Regions from separate parts of the Mus musculus genome. Here region 1 is linked to region 2. A link is a loop called in an ENCODE intact Hi-C map of the cell type or tissue named here. Cell type or tissue: left cerebral cortex. All regions are shown on one strand. Links, peaks and the distances in the headings refer to the core of each region. The heading gives the core; the rest is flanking DNA. Region 1 overlaps Usp29 (ubiquitin specific peptidase 29). Region 2 overlaps Usp29 (ubiquitin specific peptidase 29).

Region 1 (2,921 bases), core at 317-2,816, 62 kb after region 2:
CAAAGTTGTTTGTCTCCTGAACCATCCATATTTCACTGTGTGTGGTGTTCATGGGAGCCCAAGGTCTCTTTGTCCTCACAGCAGACCTTCTTTGCTCATTTCATTATATTTTGTAGCTATTGCAATCTTTAAGTGGTTTTAGCCTTCAATCTAAGCAACTTTCATTTGCCAGTCATCAGGCAAGTTGGAATTACAAATTAAAAAAAAAAAAAAAACAAACCAAAAAAACAAAACAAAACAAAAAACCCCCCAAAAAACAACAACAACAACAACAAAAACAAAAAACAAACAACAAAAAAAACCAAAACCTGATAGTAGAAAACATGCGATTTTCCTGCATGTCTACCTTTTCAGACTCCGAAGCACCGTTACTAGCTAGCCCTCATGAGGTTGGGTATGGTTCCATTGGTCGATTGTTGTTTAGCATACATAAGAGCCTGGGTTCGGGTCCCTGCACTGGTATGAACTGAGTGTGTTGGTACATGCTTCTCCATACCAGCACTTGGGGTCTTAGGGTAGAAGGATCAGAAGTTCAAGGTCCCCCTCAGTTAAACTCTAGTGTCTCCATGCACAGAACACTAGCTCCTCACAGCCTTTCTTCTGGCCTCCATTTCTCTCCTCAGAACTCCACCACTGGTCAGATGGCCAATGGTGTCAGAGACTACACAGAAATAGAAAAAATATCCCCTCCAACAAGTGGCCTCTGATAGATTCACTCATGCCCCTCTTTGCCATAAATTTGGATATCTGGGAAATAGCTGGCGGTTCCTTTTTGAAAAGGTTTTCTTTGCAAATCCACTTTACATATGTTTCCAGTGGTTCATGATGAGGTGGCACTTGAGAGAGACAGGAGGATCTGTGAGTCTGAGGACATGCCTAGCTGCATAGTCTTGTTGTACCTCAGAGTACTGGGATTTCTGGTGTGTATGGCCATGCCCTGTTTATACAGTGCTGGGAGTCTCAGGCATTTTCACATCTGGCACTGAGGCTGTAAGCACATGCTATGTTGCCTGACTCTTTTTTTTTTTTTAATGTGAGTTCTTGGGGGGGGGGCGATGTCAAACTCAGGTCCTTGTGACTGTACGTCAAGTACTTCACTGAGCTATCTCTTCAGCCCAGAAAGCTTTATTTTCAATGAGAATTTGAAGAAACCTCTTACAACGTTATGAGTTGATTGGGTTGCCTTAATATCCATATATGGGAGAGCTACAGCATCCCCTTACTCAGAATGTGACTGTTTGGGGAAAATAAGACTGATGCAGATGTAATTAAGTTAAGACGGAGCATTGTTGAATACAACTGATGTCCTTATACAAATGGCCAATCTGGGAGTGGCGGCTCACACTAGTAATCCCAGCACCTGGGCAGTGGAGGTAGGAGGTTTAGAAGTTCAATGCCATCCCAAGCTACATAATTAGTTTAAGGATAGCCTGAACTATGTGGGAACCTTTCTGAAAATAACATAATTAAAAGTGGGGCTGGGGGTGGAATTTAGACCCAGACAGGATTTAGACACAGAACTTAGACACACAGAAGAAAAGAGGACACAAAGAGACACCCTCCTGCAAGAGGGGCAGAGAGATCTCAGAAAGAAGCTAATGCTGACCCTGGAAATCAGCAACCCTAAGCAAGCTAACTGTCAGGCCTGTGCCTTTTCATACATCTGCAAAGACTCCAATTAGGAATAAAGAAATAAACAAAAGCTATTCAGAACTAAAAGTATAATAGAGCAATGGTCTACCCCCTTTCCTAAGCTGACACTCTCCTATTCTAGCTGCCAGATTTCCTGGGTGGCTCCAACCTGTTGTGAGGAGAAGGAAAGGGAAGCCACTTCAGGTTGTTACCATGGAAACTGCACGAGTGTGGGAGGAAGGACCAGAGAAAGAAAAACACAGAAACCCACCATGTCCAAGCTCTAAGATACTCCTGGGCTTGATGGTCTCAAACCTCATCTAGTACATGGTAGATGTTCAATAAATATTTATGGGGCAAATTAACGACATTGTGCAGTGTTTGTTTAACGGTTCCCAAAACATAAAATCATGTTACCTGGGGTTATAGGTTTTCCTGAGTGCTAGAATTAGGCTCTACTTATACAATGCATGAAAATCGTTTATAAAAATCTTGTTTCAAGGCTTCGTTAAGAATGTGTGTGAGTGTGTGTGTGTGTATGTGTGTGTGCATGCACTCATGTTCACGAACACATGCTTGAGCATGCTAAAGCATACATGTGGAAGACAGGACAGCTTGCTGAAGTCAGCCCTCTCCCTCTACCATGAAGATCCTGGGTTTCATACTCATGTGATCATGGGAGCACGTGTGTTACCAGCTGAGCCATCTTGGCAGCCTACGCTCTGCCTTTGCACATGGGTTCTGGGATCTAAAGCCCAGTCTTCACAATTAAATAATAAGCAGTTTTTCTCTAAGTCGCATCCGCAGCTCTTTGGTTTTGTTAAGATGGGGTCTCTCGCTGGCATTGAACTGACCGACTAGACTAGACTGCCTGGACAGTGGTCCTCAAGGATGCCTCGGATTCTACCTCCCAGTGCTAAAATCCTACGAGTATACTACCACATTCAGCTTCTTTTACAACATGGGTTCTGAGGATTGAACATGTTATTGACTGCACTATCACCAAGATCATTTATTAACACACACACACACACACACACACACACACACACATACACACACACACACAAGCCTGTTGTTCCATAACTCAAAAGGCTCAGGGAGGAAGATCGTGAGTTTGAAGCAATTCTGGGCTAATTGTTTCAGGTCAGCATGGGCTGCACATAGTGAGACCCTCTATCAGTGTTCTTCCTTTTGTTGAACATTTGTTATCAAAATGAGGCCAAGTGACACACACTTGTGATCTGAGCACTCCAAAGGTAGAGGCAAGAGGATCACAAGTTGAAAGC
Region 2 (2,921 bases), core at 161-2,660:
TCTTTCCCTGGGGAGATACGAGCTCCATCTACTCCCTCCTGGTGAGGCCACATGTCAAGCCAAACTAAGATTCCACCAAAGTTCCTCAGGCTCACCTACAGAATGTGGGCAACCCCAAAGCAGCCACACTGGAAAGCTCCCACTCAGCCGATCAGATGATTTCCCTGTAACCACATACATAGACACCCTACCTAACTAATTTTCCCCAAGGTATATATACTCAATGAGGCTACATGTAGTTAGGGCAGAACTGCACACTAAAATCTGGCAGGAGTGGCTGGAGTGTCCTGGGAGGATCCAATGACTCTCTCAGCATCATCTTTCTCTAAGGAAAGGAGACAACAGTTCACAGGCCTATTTGTGACATCTGTTGCTGATAGAAACAGTTGATCTGACAAAGATGGCAGCTATTTTGCTCAGAGGGTAGAACCTAGGAAAGATAAAAATTAAAAGCTTGAAGCACAATTTCTACTCTGATTCCATTTTGTACCTTTGCAAAGTTGTTTTGTTTTAAATAATGTAAATAGGCTATTTATTATAAGTTGAGAGCCATGTATATATTTACAGTTGACCACAATATTGCAGACTAAAGACCAAGAATTGTAGGTGTCCATAGAAATAGTTCTCAGGCCATCAACAGACAGACTAGGGACAGACTCTGGCAGCCAACTTCTTGCTCAGCTCTTGGCACCTTTGGGTGGAATTGTCTTATTCCTTTAAGTGTGTCCATCTTTGTATTGTTGCTTTGATTTTCTGTAACAAAGCAAGCCACAAAAAAGCCTGGATTGATGCAGCTGTACCTGGGTCAAATGGTGATGCATGCTAGGTGTGGTTGCCCATGCTTGTCATCATAGCCTTCTTTGGGCTGAGGCAGGAAGATTGTGAGTTCAAGGTCAGCTTTGGATATACAGTGAGACCCTATCTAAAAGTAAAGGAGAGGTTGACAACATTTACCCATCCTGTAAAGGGGAGAAACATCTCACAGGACTCCATCTGTCGACTGGAGCTATTTCTTTGTTTATTAGTTTGTTTGTAATAATGTCTAACATAGCCCAGACTAGCCTTGAACTTCTATGTAACTGATAATGACCTTAAATTCCTATTCTCCTGCCTCCACGCCCCGTGTGATAAGATTGCACATGTGCGTAATCACATTCAGTTTATGTGATACTGTGGGATCAAACCTAGGGCCTCCTGCATGCTAGGCAAGCATTCTACCAGCTCTCTGCATCCCCACTCCTTCTTTCAACAAATCTTTATTATGCATCAAAAGTATATTTTCCTGGCATTTGAAAGACCACATTTTCCAAGCCCTCCATTCCCTCCCCTGCACCTCCTAACATCCAAAATCTCTCCAATATATCAGAGCCTGGAAAATTCTAGTCCAGAGGCTTCCTCTGTCGTCCCTCCCTTTCCCCTGGACCAGCTTCTGTCTCCATAGCAACAGCCTGAGCCTTTTCAGCTCCCTGGACCAGGTAATTGTTCTGAGAGAGAGAGAGAAAGAAAATCAGAGCAGCTACGTGGGTGTAGAGAAGGTTCCAACCTGCAACTAAAGCCCAGGCCTGTGTGAAATGTCTTAAGACTCTTCATGGACATCTTTGAATGACAGCTTTGCAAGAGATCCCCCATAGATCCTCCCTAGGACTAACTGAGTCTAACTAGATCCCACAAGAATACATGCAGCTCCTATGTGTGACATCAACTGCTCCCCATCTTCCTTACCCAGAGAGCAGGCATTTAATGCTCAACTGGGAAGACGTGTTGCTTCAGCCTTCATCATGTGCACTTAGACATATTTCAATACTCTTGGACAGTCTGTGCCCCTGTCTCCCCAGTGATGCCCCTCATCCATGCTGGGAATTCATGTTGTATTTCCAAACCCATCTCCTTGTTGGGCTCTGTCTCTCTGCATGCCAAGCCTTTGAGTTTTCCTCACACAGGATCCAGACAGGGCATATGTAAAGAAATACTTATAAGAATCTCCACAGATTCCCATTTCTTTTTCCAGATAGCTTCCTGTTTTGTTTTGTTTTTGTTTTGAGGTAAGGTCTCATGTAGTCCAGGCTGAACTCAAACTTGTAAGTGGCAGAGGCTAAACTTGAACTTCCTCATTTGCCTGCTTATACCTCCTGAGCACTGAGATTACCCATATGTGCCACCATGTCTAGTTTCCATGGTGCTGGGGCTTGAACCCAAAGCTGTATGTATGCTGACAAGCACTCCACCAACTGAGCTACATCTTCAGCCCTTGAAACGTAACAGTTTTTCTTTTTCAATTTTACTCTTAACTGTGTGTATGTGTAGGTCTGTGTGCACGAGTATGTGTGTGCGTAAGTGTTCATGGCTTCGGAGTTCAGAGACATTGGATCCCCTAGGAGCTGCAGATATATGGTTATGAGCTGCCTGAGAGTCAAATGTAGGTCCTCTGCAACAGTAGTATGCACTTAAAAGATATTTATTTTTATTTTATGTGTATAAGTGCTTTTGTCTGCATGAATGTCTGTGGACATGTATTCAGTACCCCCAGGAAACCAGAAAAAGGTATCAGATCCTGCCTCCAGGTTCCAGCCCTGCTTGAATTTCTGTGCTGAGTTCCTCCAATGATGGAAGTGTAAGCCAAGTAAGCTCTTTCCTCCCCAACTTGCTTTTTGGTCATGGTGTTCCATTGTAGCAATAGAAACCCTAAGACAAAGTGATACCAGCATAGTGTAGTATTGCTGCGACAGACCTGACTGTTTTGAGGAGGATTGTGGAAGGACTCTGGAACTCTGGGCTAGAAGAATCATTGAGTGTTGAGACCTCAGTGGGATGTTCTGTAGGGGCTTGGACGATAAGGACATCGAGAGCAGTGCAGAAGGTGGAGGCCTGGCTCGTGGGTGCTGGTAATCAAGCCTGGGGCTTCTGGAAGAACAGCTACTGCT

What was found. A loop is a pair of places that touch in the nucleus more often than their neighbours do. Peaks named below come from ENCODE experiments on the same cell type or tissue, not always from the same donor. Only the 100,000 strongest peaks of a DNase experiment are listed, where the experiment ranks them.
Region 1: a loop joins it to region 2, with 2.0 times the contacts of the local background. A loop is called at or near these places in 3 of 42 quality-filtered maps.

Annotation. Positions count from the first base shown.
Region 1 is chr7:6,889,560-6,892,480 of GRCm38, forward strand. The region is part of intron 2 of Usp29 (ubiquitin specific peptidase 29); the gene reads left to right. Among named protein-coding and RNA genes, the nearest start is that of Zim3, 86 kb to the right of the region's middle. In left cerebral cortex, for the core only: no CTCF peak of the experiment used is centred there; a DNase peak (open chromatin) is centred at 1,840.
Region 2 is chr7:6,827,899-6,830,819 of GRCm38, forward strand. The region is part of intron 2 of Usp29 (ubiquitin specific peptidase 29); the gene reads left to right. Among named protein-coding and RNA genes, the nearest start is that of Mir3099, 26 kb to the left of the region's middle. In left cerebral cortex, for the core only: no CTCF peak of the experiment used is centred there; a DNase peak (open chromatin) is centred at 1,477.